Linked DNA regions of Homo sapiens: region 2 is linked to region 1. A link is a loop called in an ENCODE intact Hi-C map of the cell type or tissue named here. Cell type or tissue: A673. All regions are shown on one strand.

What was found. Hi-C counts contacts between places; a loop is a spot of excess contacts. Peaks named below come from ENCODE experiments on the same cell type or tissue, not always from the same donor. Only the 100,000 strongest peaks of a DNase experiment are listed, where the experiment ranks them.
Region 2: it touches region 1 in a loop (4-fold over the local background); 7 of 110 quality-filtered maps call a loop at or near these places.

The regions. Positions count from the first base shown.
Region 1 is chr13:38,044,860-38,047,359 of GRCh38, reverse strand. All of the region lies in intron 3 of LINC02334 (long intergenic non-protein coding RNA 2334), which reads right to left. Among named protein-coding and RNA genes, the nearest start is that of LINC00571, 97 kb to the left of the region's middle. In A673, CTCF peaks have their summits at 1,391 (motif pointing right) and 2,398; a DNase peak (open chromatin) is centred at 1,409; H3K27ac peaks cover 827 bases.
Region 2 is chr13:37,767,877-37,770,376 of GRCh38, reverse strand. All of the region lies in intron 2 of TRPC4 (transient receptor potential cation channel subfamily C member 4), which reads left to right. Among named protein-coding and RNA genes, the nearest start is that of TRPC4, 100 kb to the left of the region's middle. In A673, a CTCF peak has its summit at 1,124 (motif pointing left); no DNase peak of the experiment used is centred here.

The DNA.
Region 1 (2,500 bases):
GCTGAGATTACAGGCATGAGTCACCTGCCTGGCCAGGGTCTTGCTCTTTATCCAACTTGCCACTCTGTGACTTTTCATTGGGGCACTTAGCCCCTTCACTTTCAAGGTTAATATTGGTATTTGCTGATTTGATCCTGTCATTGTGCTGTTAGCTGGTTATTATGCAGCTTTATTTGTGTGGTTGCTTTACAGTGTCAATGGTCTACGTTTTTAGTGTGCTTTTGCAGTGGTCAGTAACAGTCTTTCTGTTCTATATTTGGCACTTGCTTCAGGATCTCTTATAGAGCATGTCTGGTGGTACTGAATTCCCTTAGCATTTGCTTGTCTGAATAGGATCTTATTTCTCCTTCGCTAATGAAACTAAGTTTGGCTAGATATGAGATTCTTGGTTGAAATTTCTTTTCCTTAATAATGCTGAATACACACTCCTAATCTCTTCTGGCTTGTGGGATTTCTGCTGAATGATCTGCTGTTAGCCTAATGAGGTTTCCTTTGTAGGTGATCTGCCTCTTCTCTCTAGCTTCCTTTAACATTTTTTCTTTTGTTTTGGCCTTGAAGAATCTGACGACCATGTGGCTCGTGGATGGTCTTCTTATATAGAATCTCACAGGGATTTTCTGCATTTCCTGATTTTGAATGTTGTTCTCCATAGCGATGTTGGGGAAGTCTTCATAGATGATATCCTGAAATATGTTTTCCAAGTTGCTTGCTTTCTCCTCCTCTCTTTCAAGGATGCCAGTGAGTCATAGATTTGGTCTCTACATAATCCCATATTTCTCGGAGGTTTTGTTCATTCTTCTTTATTCTTATTTTTGTCTGACTGAGTTCAGAGATGTTGCCTGTGAGCTCTGAGATTCTTTCTTCAGCTTGGTCTATTCTGCTGTTAATACTTGCAATTACATTAAGGAATTCTTTAGTGTGTTTTTTAGCTCTATCAGATCAGTTTGGTTCTTTCTTATAATGGCCATTTTGTCTTTCAACTCCTGTATTGTTTTATTGTAATTGTTAGATTCCTTGGATTGGGTTTTGACTTTCTCCTGAATCTTGATGACCTTTATTCCTATCCATATTTTGAATTCTCTCTCTGTCATTTCCACCCTTTCTGCCTGGTTAAGAACCCTTCCTTGGGAACTAGTACAGTTATTTGGAGGAAAGAAAACACTGTAGTTTAGTTGTTAGAGCTCTTGCACCAGTTTTTTCTCATCTGTGTGGGCTGATGCTCCTTTAACTGTGGTGTAATTGAGTGCAGACTCCTTTTTTGAATGTTTTTTGAGGGCCGAGGTTTTGTGCAGGGTCTTTGTTGTTGAAATCTTGTCGTTGTTTTCACAGAGGGGGGTATATTAGCAAGCATTTTTGGAGTTGGAGTTTGGGCTATGATCCAGTAGATGGCACTGAAGTGTAATGGCCAGTAGGTGGGCTCTTGCTCCACCACGTGGCTCCTCTGTATTTCTTCATGATTGCAGCCATGCTCCCTCTCAGTGCTCTGAAAGTGTGGGCTCCCTTTCCCACTCCAGTGCTGGCTTAAGGTCTGGCCTTGGCACTCCTGGGCTGCACACTGCTGCTAGGGGCGAGCTAAGGCTTTATTTTCCCTCCCCAGCTTGAAGGCAACAGGGGAAGGGACCTTGGCAGTTGCTGTGGCAGAGGGCCTTTCACTTGTCTCTTGGGGCTCCACCCTAGAGAAATGCAGAGCCACTACTAATTGGAGAGATGGGCTTGGGATTGGGGCAGCTACATTGTGAACCCATGCCTGGAGGCCCTGCCTGGTGATGCGCAAGGGTGGCAGGGGTCTCACAGAGGAGACAGACTGGCCTCCTCTCCTTAGGGCAGCTGTCACTTCCTGGACATGTGGGTTAAGCACTCAAGGTCTCTGCCCCTTCCCCAGTCCAAGGGCAGCAAGGCAGTACCGCTGCAGTGGCAGTGGGAGAGGTGCTTTCCGTTGTCCCTGGGAGCCCTACTTCAGAGAAACGCAAGCCATTGCTACTGAGAATGTTCAGCCAGTGGGTGGGGTGGCTACGCTGCTAGCCCAAGCTGGAGGCTTCACTTGATGAAAAGTAGGAGGTCAAGGGCTCACCAGGAGGAACAACTGGGCTCCTCTCCATATCATGACTGTGTTGTGCTAGGAGTGTGAGTGAAGACCTCAGGCTGTTTGTTCTTTCCCCAGTCTGAGTGCAGTAAGGGCAGAACTGCTGCCATGACAGTGACAGAGGGGATGTCAATTGCTTCTGGGAGGCCCACCTCAGGAAAATATAGAGCCAATAGCAGTGGGAATTCTCATCCGGGGGTAGGACAGCTGCTCTGCTGTCCCCAACTAGGGGCCTTGCCTGGTGAACAGTGGTGAGTGGGGGCTTACGGGGAAGAGAGACTGGGCTCTTCTCCATATGGTGGCGATGGTGTGCTGGAGGGGCCAGTGTAAGGACCAAGTCCTTCGTTCTTTCCCCAGCCTGAAGGTAGTAAGGGCCATACCACTGCAGCTGCAATAGCAGAAGGCTTATGGATTGTC
Region 2 (2,500 bases), 280 kb after region 1:
TAATTAAAGTGCATTTTGACATCACCTTTAATGTGATGTCACCCCATTCTCCTAATACAAAGTAACTCCTGGAGTCATCACCTTTTACAGATATGTGGAAAGTGAAGCTTAGAGAAGTTGAGGAAATTTACCAAGGACTACTGAGATTATTAGTCCTTGAGTCAGGCCTGAAATTCAGTCATATTTATCATATAAATTTTCAGTCATATTTGTCATATTTATCACTTTAGCCTCAATCATAAAGACTTTATGAAACAGGAAAAAATATAAATAAAACTAAATATTTTGAGGTTTGTTTTATATAAAAGGAAATATTTCAGGGTTGAAAATGATCAGGTTTGGAATCTAGAAAAATATGGATTCAAATCCTGGCTCCACGACTTACTATTTGTGTAACCTATTTAACCTGAAACAGAAAATGGCTATATTCCACAATTATTGTGAGTATTAGAAATTAGAAAAAATTCATGTAAAGTGCCTAGTATATTTAGATCTGGTTTAATGTTATTATCGTCATGATTATTAATTTCAGAACGAAGTACACCAGTTTGATCTATGTCTAAAGATTCACATTTGTGTCATGCTTTCAGGTTGTTAGGATCAGACTTAAAATATGCTGATGCAGAATATAAGAGACAAACTTGTTGCATTCTGGTGATGAAATCTCTGAGGATAGGCTTCTAGATACCTGCATAGTGGTTAGGAGGGTGTAAATCTGTGAATGATTCCCTGGAGCCAGGAAGCATGACCCTGAGCTAAAAGTTGTCTAAAAGTCAGGAAAAAGGAAATGCACCAGGATTATAAGACAGCAAAGTTTGAATAAACATAATCTAAACATATTATAAATCACCAAACAAAATGTAGCCTTTCTCTGAATAGAGAAAGAGAAGGAAAAAATCATGATAAAGGGAAATAATCAGAGTTAATCCCATAGAATAATATACAGGTTCCCTTAGGGATATTTTAGGAAGGATGTTTTCACCAAAGACAGAGCATTGAAATTCAGTATTGTCAATGTAAGTGTGGGATCGATGTTCACCTGTTGTCCTATCTTTTTTTAATAAATGAGGTAAAGCAGATAGCTTCCTTTGACCACAGTTAAGGAAAAGACTGCCACCTGGTGAATATTTGAGGCTTTCAAAAATATATGTATAGTTTCAAACATCTGGCTGGCAAAAACTTAAAAGTAATAAAAAATATTTTAAATTATTTTTCTTTACTTTTCAGTGGATTATAGTTTTTTCACTATGCAACACTAGCAGAGGTTTCGTTAAAATGCTATCAATAAAATTACAAGTTTCCATGAATTTTTGCACCATTTTATTAACTGCATCTTTTATAGGTCACTTAATTCATATTAAAAGTTACCCAAAAAATGTGAACCACCATGATCTATATTTCTTTGGGTTTCTTTTTGCTTAATTGTCTAGCAAAATGAATTTTAAAATTACATTGTAGGATGAAAATAATACTAATCAATTCCACTCACTGTATACCTGATCCAAAAAGCAGAAAGTAGGCAAAGGTTGTTTTTCAATGTACTGGCACTCTACTGGGAGTCTTTGCTTCTTCCTAGGATTTAGCTCCTTCAGTATATTTTCTGTGGGGCATGAGAGGTGAGAAATCAGTCCCTAATTTTTTTTCTTCTAGTAAAATGTTGCCCCCGACCACCTATCCTGATGTGTGTGTGTGTGTGTGTGTGTGCGTGTGTGTTCGTATGTGTGTATTTGCACATTAAAATAGAAGTTAAGAAGTCTCTTAATGTCTTAGCTGGTTGCTACAGAACTTGTAAATTGCTAAAATATTTCATTCTTGACTCTAAACACTTGAGTTCAATAGAGAAAAAAGTCCTTTTTCTTTCTCCTCCCATGAATTTATCAACATCAGTTCAAAAATCTGTATGATATTTTCTTTAGTTGTGAAAAAGGAAAGCCATCATTCCATCAGGAAGAGTAAGAATGTCCCTCCAACAGTTTTCTTTTGCCTGGAAAGCCCTGCTACATGGTAACATGGCTCTCCGCGTGTCTTTTTTAATTCCCTTCACACTGTCAATTCCTAGAATTTTTCCAAGTGTTATTTCTGTTATTTTTGTGCAATCTCAGAAGAGAAGAAATTTTTAAGACAATTTATTTTGGTAGCATTCCTTAGTTTTATAGCCATATTTTTAAACCTGAAGACTAAGTTTTTGTGGCTGCACCTTCCCTGAGATGCTTACCGATCAATACATCATGTGATATTGGTAGTTCACATTATTATCCTCATTTACCTTAATTTGTTAATTCTTCTTTATGGAGTTTTTCTCACTTTAGTTTGTTCCCTCCTATGATTACTTATATCTAAAATAATAAAACTCTTATTAGCTCTTGATGTTGCATTTGGGTCTTTTGAAATAAAACTATTTTTCAGTCCATTGAACTGTGATGGTCTTTTTAGATACTATTTATTTGCAAACTTAAGAATACCAGTCTATTCATTAGGCATAAATTACACTGTAAACAAA